Regions from separate parts of the Homo sapiens genome. Here region 2 is linked to region 1. Evidence: read pairs that join two places in POLR2A ChIA-PET (ENCODE). Cell type or tissue: CD4-positive, alpha-beta T cell. All regions are shown on one strand. Links, peaks and the distances in the headings refer to the core of each region. The heading gives the core; the rest is flanking DNA. Region 1 has its middle 18 kb from the start of LINC02332. Region 2 has its middle 360 kb from the start of TRD-AS1.

Evidence for each region. ChIA-PET counts read pairs that join two places held together with the same protein. Peaks named below come from ENCODE experiments on the same cell type or tissue, not always from the same donor. Only the 100,000 strongest peaks of a DNase experiment are listed, where the experiment ranks them.
Region 2: POLR2A ChIA-PET joins it to region 1 with 6 read pairs; 5 of 35 experiments call an interaction of 5 or more read pairs at or near these places.

The regions. Positions count from the first base shown.
Region 1 is chr14:22,536,770-22,542,152 of GRCh38, forward strand. It overlaps TRA, TRAJ7, TRAJ6 and TRAJ5. Among named protein-coding and RNA genes, the nearest start is that of LINC02332, 18 kb to the right of the region's middle. RefSeq lists an enhancer at 108-577. In CD4-positive, alpha-beta T cell, for the core only: no CTCF peak of the experiment used is centred there; DNase peaks (open chromatin) are centred at 332, 1,955, 3,222 and 4,372; H3K4me3 peaks cover 5,000 bases; H3K27ac peaks cover 4,963 bases.
Region 2 is chr14:22,120,989-22,126,371 of GRCh38, forward strand. It overlaps TRA and TRAV26-1. Among named protein-coding and RNA genes, the nearest start is that of TRD-AS1, 360 kb to the right of the region's middle. In CD4-positive, alpha-beta T cell, for the core only: no CTCF peak of the experiment used is centred there; DNase peaks (open chromatin) are centred at 1,403 and 2,343; H3K4me3 peaks cover 2,322 bases.

The DNA.
Region 1 (5,383 bases), core at 246-5,245:
AGGCTTCTGATCTCAAGAACTTCCAGTCTTATCAGAGAAACTAAGCACTCATAATAAAAAGTCTAACAACAATTTATATGTGTATGTGCCAAGATAGGGGGGTGGGTTTCCTGAGGGCTGGAGACAGGACAGGTATGACCATGCACAGCCGCATTCTTTGGCAGAGAACACACATGATTCCCCCAAATATGTTTCTGGAAACGGAATTGAGTCTGTTCTGTGCTGAGATCTTTGACTTTCTTGAGGACAAAAGCCCCCTTGGCAGTTAGCATCCTTGAGCGGGGGTGAGGACAGAAACAGGAATGAGTCAGGCGTGAGTCACCCAAGACTCTCACTCAGCCCCAAGAGGATGGAGTGACTCTGAGTCATGCCGAGGCATGTCTTTAGCATGTGCTCCAGCACAGTGTGCATTTATGGCAAGGTGAAAAATACATTTTTGCACATGTCACTAGGAAAATGGTACCTTCTTCTCAGGCATGGCAGATGAAGTAGGAAAATGCCCGCCTGCTCTCTGGTATCTTTAGAAATACTCACACCCATCCAGCCTATGTAGGATACAATGTTTTTCATGAAGTTTTATGAAGATTCTGTTTTTCCCAAAGGAGAAATAGCCAAAGCTGTGTTTATTGATAGCTGTGATGAGGAAAATGAAGGCCAACAGGTAGCAGTGGGGTCTGGTGCTGTTTATACCCTTTAGGGAGGTTCCTTCAAGTCTTCATACCACCCATTACAAGGAAAACTTTAGCATCCGCCTTTCAGGGTTTCCAGATCTTAGAGCTACTGTGAAGGGGATGTGTCTTCAGAGAAGGGGTGGGCAAAACCAGGAGGTTTTTGTAATACACTTACACAGTGTGACTATGGGAACAACAGACTCGCTTTTGGGAAGGGGAACCAAGTGGTGGTCATACCAAGTAAGTGAGCTGGGATCCTCCTGCACAAATGGCCACAGCCACCCCCATCCCTACCCTGTGCTGGAGAGCCTCTTATCATATTTCCATGGGAGCGGGGGAAGGACATGCCATTCATCAGTGCTATATCGAAGAACCTTAGGCGGCCACTGTCCCAAATCTTTGCCTGTCCCTGGTTTCTTTCACTCTCCCCTTCTCTGCATCTCCACTGACCACACTCCCATTCTCATGTAAGCTGCCCCTGATCTTCCCTGAGGCTGGATTTCAGATTGAACAAAGGACCACAAAAGTGAGAGCTGGAGGGGACCGTGGGGACATCTTGCTCATGTTGCAGAGGGACCTGATGCCAGGGTCTAGCATCTGTCCAAGACCGTGCTGATGGTCAGTGCACAGCAGTGGAGGGGCCCCAGCCCTTTACTCCCACCCTGAGTTTGGTGGAGCCACACAGCTCTTTGCTAAGTGACCCTCAAACCCAGTGTGAGATAAGCTGAGTGTTGACAGTGCCCACCTGCTAGGGAACCAAGTACTGAGTTCCTGCCCCAGCTCAGGACTGTGGCGCAGGCCATGACCTCCCTGAGCCTCAGTTTTCATATCTCTGAAGTAGACAGCATGGTCTCTGTTTCCTCCCATCTTTCAAAAATTCTATGGAAATTATTGTGACTTTTTTCTCTGTAATTGTAGGGTTTCACAGAGGCAGGGCCTTGTCTGAGTCAAGGTCATTAGAAATAAAGGAATCCAAGGGCTTTGGATGCCTTGGCCTAATTCTAGGTGGTAAAGAGGGAAGGATGAAAGCACAAATCACAGGAAGTGCCTAAATCCTGCTTGGATTTAGTGTTGCCTCAAACAGGGATATGCAGAAATCCAACCCCAGGGTCTCCCATAGGAAGAAGACTAGGAGTGGGAAGTGCCAAAGAGCTCTGGAAAGGAAAAGAGAACAAGGAGCACTCTGAGAAAAGGAGGTCAGAACAGCTTCAGGAAAAACGTCACATAAAATTTCCTTTGCTCTCTGTCCTCGCAGCACTTTCAGAAGCTCCTTGCATCTGACTAAAGAGTAGCAGAGCCAGACCCTCAGAATGTCTGCCCCAAGCAAGCAGAGTGTGGTGTTTGTATTGGGGTGCTGGGAGCAGACATGGGGAGTTGCTGCCCTGCTTCTCTGCTGATGGGAAGGTGGTATTTTCCCCTGGGTACACGGGGGCCAAAGAGCTCTCCAGTCCCCAGCCCCTGGCTCCCGCCCCTGGGCTCCAGCACTCGGGGGCTCTAAGGACAGCAGTAGGAGACTTTCTACAACTCAGAGAGTATTCAGGAGGGTTTCCCAGGATGTTGCCCAATACCATGGGGCAATTGGTAGAGGGAGGTCACATGAAACAGGTTTTATCAAAGGCTGTCCTCACTGTGTGCATCAGGAGGAAGCTACATACCTACATTTGGAAGAGGAACCAGCCTTATTGTTCATCCGTGTAAGTATTATAGAAATGATCAAGGGAAATTTTGCAGACAGATTATATTATGGAAGGATACTGTAGTAGTGAGAGTTTGTGTTGTGATCTATTCCATCATTAAAGGAGTCCTTTGTTGCCTGGGAGTAACTATCAGTGTCAGGTCTGATGAGATGATTGAGGCTGTGCCGGACAAGGGTTTTGCACAATGATTTCAGAGGACAAATCCCCAAGTTGTGAAAAAAGACTTCACTCTTGGTTAGGTTTCTAAAACAGAACTTTCTTCTTGGCAACCAAGGGGTCTACTCTGCCCCCTCACTCCTATGTCTCTTCCACCTGAGACTCTGTCACCACCTCCCCTAGAATCCGTGAGATACCTTCCCCTGAATTAGAGCATACCAGCCAGGGTGCTGAGGCACTCTGTGGTACTGGAATGGATGGTACAGGGATGCGTTTCTGGGCTTCTGGCTGCAAGAAGCCTCATCCTTTCCCCCAGTGTAAAGCATTGCTGGGAATCATCCCATTATGAGCTACTATTTACTGAATGCCTGACACGTACCAGTGGCCATTCTCTTGTCTTTTATGTAATCCTCATTCAGTGATTACACACATCCTAATAATAGGTAGCCGATATTTTGCCCATTTTACAGGTGAGGAAACAGAGGCTTGGGATAAGTAACTTATCCAAGATTATATAGCCACGAATGACAGAGCTAGAGTTTAACTCAAATCTGTTTGACTCTAGGGCCTTGTTATTAACCGTGCCACCACCATGCCTCCTGCATTCTGTGAAGGAAGACTTCACACCTCAAAGGCCATCTGTTTGGCCTTTGGTTTGCCCATCCTGAGCCTTCTTACCATAGCGACCATGGCATGGTGACTCAGCACTTCTGAAGAGATCAGCAGAGTCATTGGGTTGGGTGGCAGAATACAGGTATGGCAGGGAGGGAAGGAGAAACTTAGGGGGACTGTTTATTGCGCATACAGTTAGAGAGAAAGAAAAATGTATCAACAAACCATAGAATAGGCTGCTTAAAAGTTTTTCTCCCAAGAAACTGTGAGTGTATGAGGGTCATGGGCAGCTGCCCCCAGCTGGCAGAGGGCAGGATTTTGTACTGTGATGTACCAGGGTGTGGACACGGGCAGGAGAGCACTTACTTTTGGGAGTGGAACAAGACTCCAAGTGCAACCAAGTAAGTACCCAAACTTAGGCTCTGGCCAAAGACACAGAAAGCCCCTACTCTGCTTTCTTAGATGATGAATCTGTACTTCCTGAACTAATTTTTCATGTTTCTTTATGAGGCTTGAATATCTTGAAATTTTAATTCCTAGCCACTAGCTTAATAGTCTGTTTTCTAACGGTAGTATTTGCCAATGGGAATTGGCCATTTCATCATTGCAGAGACAGATTCCTTTGAGACAAAAGATCTTTATCAGAAAAGAAACTGTGACTGATTATGCCAAAAGATTTATTTTTGTTCCATTTAGTTTTCATGAAAGGTGATGAATTATGCTTCCCAAAGACTCTGGGCATTGGACACACTTTCTCAAAACTGCACATCCAATTGAGAGATATAGGAAGAACTTAGAGCCTAAATAATGCCATAAAAATAATAAAAAGTTTGTAAAAAGGAACCATATAGAAATTAAAGAAGAAATGAAATAGTCTTAATGAAAGAAGATAACAGAACTGCATTAGAAACGAATGGAAATATTTAGAGGGTTTATGTATTCAACAAATATTTATTGGACAATTATTTTATTCCAAGCACTATGTTAAGTGTGAGGAAGGGAATGGGAGGGAAGGGAAGGGAAGGAAAGGAAAGAAAGGAGAGGAAGTAGAGGAAGGACCGGGAGGGAGGGAAGAAGGAAGAAAAGGAGGAAAGGAGGGAAGGAGGGAGGTTCTCTTTCATCCAGGGAAGGAGGGAGAGTCTCTGCCATCCGGGAGCTCAGAGTGCAAACAGACAACTATAGCCTATTGTCACCACGTCATAGTGGAGGTACATGCAAGTTGCAATGGAAGCACAACAGAAGACATGACTAGCCTCCAATTCTCATTGCCTGGTACATACACACATCCTCCACTATACCTTAAGCTCCATGAGGGCAGGACCCTTTTTCATCCTCACAGCTCTACAGCTCAGCACAATGCCTGGCACATAGGTGTCACCAAACAAATGATTGTGGGGAAAAAAATGCCTTCTGGCTAGATGAGTTATGATTTATACATTAACAAATATTCTCTAACAGAGAGAGTTGTTAGACCTCAAAACCAGGAGATTGCAGAATCCATCCAGATGTCTGTGGTGGGAGAAGGCCCATCTCTCAGGGAAGAGCACCTCTGTATTTATCTGTTCATATGTGTGCTTCATCAAAGCCTCTTCTCAGCCATGGTTCAGGCTGAATTTATAAAGCTTGAAACCTATCGTATTTCTCAAGAATCAGAGATCAGAGGTGGAAGGTTTACAATATCTCGATAAGTAAGCAGTACAAATGAGTTCTAGCAGTAAAAAAGAAAGAGGTCTAATGATAAATATATGAAGCCTGTCTCCACTTGAGAGACCTCCTAGAAAAGATTTGTTCTAAGGAAACTTTTCTCCATTAGGAGCAGAATCATCTTGGAAATATACAGCTCCAAGTTGTGTTAGAAAGGTGTGTACAAAGAAGACCAAAAATTCACATTTGGAATAAGGCATTAAAGTTGCCATTGTTTCTAGTAGGGAAACCCTGCAAAGTGTTGGGGCATCGTAGATCCTGCATGTTGACGCCTGCAACTAATCTGCCCCGGAGCTGTTCCGACAGTGGCTGGAGCATTTGCTGCACAGTTGCATAGGTGTTCAACAATTGCCAAAATAAAATGAAGCTATTTCGTGATGATTAGAAAGAAATAATCAGCATCAATGAGGCCTCTGATGCATCTTCAGGAGTGAGTAGGTGGAATGAAGACCTGGTAGGTGAGACTTTTCTCTCTTGTCAGAGAAAGTTTGACTTGGGGGAGCCTGGAAAACAGGGACAGGAGATGGAGTGCCCCAGCCAGGC
Region 2 (5,383 bases), core at 292-5,291, 420 kb before region 1:
ATTTAAACTTTTAATAATAGATTTGTATATATTTTATGGTGGTAAATCATAAAGAAGTTAAAATAAGTTGAACTCATTATTTTGGTTTTTCATCAAGCAAAGGAGGAGAAAACCTTACCCATTATGATCTTAGAGATCATGTAATCTTCTAAAATGTAAGATACTCTGCGAATACTCAGTAGATTGGACAAATACATTTTTTATTCTTTAGAGCTATGCAAAATACTTAATGGTTTTTCAATACCATTAAAAAATCACCTGTTAGTGGCCTCAATTGTCTTCCAAAAAATAAAGGCGAACAAACCAAAAGCAAAAAAGGAAATTGCATTAATTACTTTTCTTCTGCCTTTGTTAATGTAACAACATGATATAGTCCTCCCTACTTTCAGTAATTGCTTGTTTCTTCTTATATTTTCGGCAGTACTGTCCTGTTAACTTACATCTTTGTGATCTGGTACAGAGTAGGCTCTTAGTGAATATTTTTTAAATGAATGGAATATTATTACTATGACTTTTACTCTATATCTTTGTAGCTTGATTTTTCACACCCGTGTTGGGGAAATTTATTGTCTATCATTGAATTTTTGCCTACAAATCTGACCCTGTGTTTACCCCATTGTAGTCTTTTGTTCAAATTCTATTCCAGAAAACTGAAAGAGTGCACAGACAATAATTTAAAGATTTGCTCAGCATAAGTTCTCTCAGTAAATTTGTCAGTTATGACTCATCTACGCATTCATGAAACAAGTAATTATTGAGTGCTTATTCTGTGCCAATATCTCTTTTTTTTTTTTTTTTTTGAGACAGAGTCTTGCTCTGTCGCCCAGGCTGGAGTGCAATGGCACAATCTCAGCTCACTGCAACCTCCGCCTCCCGGGTTCAAGCAATTCTCCTGCCTCAGCCTCCCAAGTAGCTGGGACAACAGGCACTTGCCACCATGCCCGGCTAATTTTTTGTATTTTTAGTAGAGACAGGGTTTCACCGTGTTAGCCAGGATGGTCTCAATCTCCTGACCTCATGATCCGCCCGCCTCGGCCTCCCAAAGTGCTGGGATTACAGGCGTGAGCCACCATGCCCGGCCGCCAATATCTCTTATAAACATTGAATAGTATGGGCTTTTGAACTAGCCTTTAATTATGGGAATATTAGAAACAAAAGAAAAATTAACTCCAAGTCAGCAATTGAGAATTATAATGGGAATATTATTGAAATAACAAAGTAATTTAAAAAATAGTTAAAACCTTTCTTGGAGTGTTAGAGGACTGATAAAACAAAGATGAGTACAGAGGTATTAAAACTAAGATACCTACCTTCAAACCTGATAAAAGAGTCAGAAGATTGCTGGCTGACTTTTTGCCTGATTATAGCTACACAGTTCATTCAGTCAGTCAGTCACAAGAGGGGGCTGCTTCACCTTAAAACTCAGGTTTCTTTCTTGCAGAAGGGACGCTAAGCTTATGTTTTCCACTAAAGTTCCACAGAAAACAGGAAAAAAAATGATACACTTTTATCCTCTTTAGACAAATTGTACTTTATGATCTCTTATTAAGTGTGTTATGGCTTCAAAAGTTCTGGGGCCCTTACACTGATGGACTAAGTCTTTTCAGAGCACCTCCCTTAACACTGCTTTCTCCAAGTTTCACTTCCCTAATCATCTCTTACCTCCCCTATTCCTTACACCTTTTTCTTCCTTTCCTTTACCTATTCTTACCACCGTCACCCCAAACTTCTTTGCTTTTCCTGGTCTCTTTTCTTTCCGCCTCAGTGTCCTTGGTGCACACAGTAGGCATAAGCACGGGCATAGAAATTAGGAAATGAACATGAAGGCCATGAGTTTAAGGAGGATGAGAGCCAGCACCATTTATGTCATTAGTCACTATATCAAGAACAGATATATTGAGAAATGGCTACTTAGACAACAGTCAACACATGATTCCAGGGACCTCTATAGAAAACCCGAGTTTGGGGAGACTTAGCTTTCAGTGTCAATGTTATCAATTTTTATTTTCCCCCTGAGCACATCACTTCCTACTTTTGAACTTCACTTCCGTTTTCTAGAATGTAGATGGGAATTTCCAACTCCTTACAACACAGAGCTCACTATAGGCTTCTGGGATTTAATGACACTTTCCACAAGCTCCATGGAGCAGAGGAAACTTTATTTGGTACATTGAGGAAGAAATGATGGAAGAAAAGGTCTGGATAGATACATCCTTATGATCAGTTTTCCTCATTCTGTGCCAGCCTCTTAGACTTTAAACCTCATAAATGATTTCAGTAGACACCCCCTGAGTTGAGGATGTCTGGTTGATATCCTCACCGTCTTCTCAGGAACATGACTAAACCTGGGGAGGAAGACATAGAAAAGCAACTGCTCTATCATTGGCTGACAAGATCCTGACAACAACACAATGAGAGCTGCACTCCTTGCAAGTCTTTACTAGTAGCTGTTGCTTCTGTTCTCTGGAAATTCTTTAAACCTAGAATCAGACACAAAAACTGAACTCTGGGTCCACAATCCTCATTTGTCCTTGAAGTATGAGGCTGGTGGCAAGAGTAACTGTGTTTCTGACCTTTGGTAAGTGCTCTGTGTCTACCTAGGGAGGGCTTCTGAGGACAAGGGACCCCGAAGGGTGGTTTGCCCTCTATGCTCCCTGTGCTTTATCCAGCATACTAGATATGACTGAGAACTGTTCTGTGCATTTGTCTAGGAAGTACATACATCTACATACCAGGCTAGATCATAACCATAATCCCAGAAGAGCCCTTGGCAGTATTCAGTTTTAAGAAATCTATGGGTTTACTAAATCAAGCTCCCATGGAATACAGCCTAGAGGGTCTCTGATTATTGGCATGTATCTTTGGTCTTTATAATTAACAGCAATGATATTTTTTGTGTTCTTGCAGGACATAAAAGTTTTGGAGTGTTAAGGGAGTGTTGTATCCTTGATCCATAGAATTGCATTGGTTTGAGAGTCAGGAGCTAATCTGATTTTCTTGACCCCTTAGGAACTATAATTGATGCTAAGACCACCCAGCCCACCTCCATGGATTGCGCTGAAGGAAGAGCTGCAAACCTGCCTTGTAATCACTCTACCATCAGTGGAAATGAGTATGTGTATTGGTATCGACAGATTCACTCCCAGGGGCCACAGTATATCATTCATGGTCTAAAAAACAATGAAACCAATGAAATGGCCTCTCTGATCATCACAGAAGACAGAAAGTCCAGCACCTTGATCCTGCCCCACGCTACGCTGAGAGACACTGCTGTGTACTATTGCATCGTCAGAGTCGCACACTGGGACAGATGGGGCTGCACCTGTGCAATATCTCCCTGGTGGCAAGTGAGGAGGAGGGTAGCATTCACCTAGAGCAAAATGTCGATAGGAGTCAAAAAGTAACAAGAAAAGAGGAAAAGGAAGGGAAGGAGAGAAGGAGGAAAATAGGTAAAGTAAATAAGGGAGATACGATGAAGGGTAAAAAGATAAGAATAAGAACTTTATTGTTGATGCGGCTGAGAAAAATGATAAAGAGGCTGTGAATCATAATTTGAACATAGCAATAAAATGAAGAGGGTTAAGAATTTTCAAGACTCTTCTTCATGTCAAAAAAAAATCATTTCAGTTTGTTAGTAAAAATGAATGGATAAGGAAAATCAAAATAATTCTGCTTGTCCCAAAGGCTTTTTTCGTCTGGATCCAGGGGCAAGTCCAAGCTTTGAAATGCATGCTGTTATAGTTGTTCCAATTACCAGAAACAAGTTGATGTTTCTGCAAGAAAAATCTGAAATGTTCTTTCTTACTAGTGCAGTAACATCAGTTACTAGAGCATGCATATTTGTGATGAAGGTTTTTCTTTTTGGAAAGAAACAAAAATCAAATGAATATTAATTTGTTTTTATTTTTCTTGAAGTCTTGAATCTTTAAATAGTCTTCATCACGTTTTATTTCCTAAGCAGCACACAAATCCATCTTACCATAAAAGACTCAGATAAAGCAAAAGTGAAAGACCTAGCTGCATTTCCTCATTCTTCCCTATCTCACAACACTCTTTTCAAAGAACACTAGCTTTGACAGTTTAAGGTATACCATGATAGCCAGTTTAATTTCAGTTATCTATGTTTGCATATAACTTTATGCAATCACACACAAACTTACATACATACACACAGTTTTGTCATGTAAATTGGATTTATTAGATTTTTTAACTTGCCATTTATTTTTCATTTAATAAATTGTCCTAGAGATCTTTCTATATCAATAGAGAAGTTCACTTTATTCTTTTTGGTGCTTATTTAGTACTTTGAGACATTCCATCATATAATTGCTTTTCTCTTGATGCATATTTGTTCCTATTGCCTCACTGTCATAAAGAACATTGTGTTCTACATCTTTACAGATTCACCTTAGTTTGTGTGTATGTGGAAGTGTTTATTTTAATGAGATTTCTGAAACTGAAATTACTATGTCAAAGGGAAGTTGCATTTAAAATTTTTGGAGAAAGTGGCAATTTGCCCTCCAAAGGATGTAACTACACTCCATATAATACATATATATGTATTATTATACACATAATGTATCCATTATAACTATTATATAATTAATAAATATAATACATATAATGTGTTAAATAGCTTCCAACCAACAGTAGGTGAAAGAACTCATTTTACATTTTTATAAAAATTGAATTGAGAATTACTAACGGCTTTTATTTTTATTTTACTTAATTATTCTATTTATTTATTTTGAGTCTGGGTCTCACTCTTGTCACCCAGGCTGGAGTGCAGTGGCCGGATCTCGGTTCACTGCAACCTTCACCTCCAAAACTCAAGCAATCCTCCCACCTCAGCCTCCTGACTAGCTGGGACTACAGGTACACACCATCACTCCTGGCTACTTTTTGTAGAGACAGGATCTTGCCATGTTGCCCAGTCTGGTCTCAAACTCCTGAGCTCAAGAGATCTGCCAGCCTTGGCCTCTCAGAGTGCTGGGATTATAGGTGTGAGCCACCGCACCCAGCCCAGTTTTTAATAATCCAAAGATATATTATCTTTAGTCATTTTCCTGATTCATAGTGTTTTTGAGCAACTTTTTTCTACATGTATTGGCACTTTTTCATTTGGCAATATGCTTATTCCTACCTTTTGAATATTTTTCTATTTAGTTGTCCTCTTTTCTCTTTTTATTCGTAAGAATTAGTTTCATGCCTTAAATAATACATTATTTGTATGAATATTTTATTCTAACATTACCTTTTTATTGCTTATTTCTAATATAATTTTAAATTTTTACATATTTTAACCTATCAAGTATTCCTTTCCTTTAGGCCTTGAAGGTCAATATCTTTACAGGAAATCCCTAAGTATATCACATATTTTAAT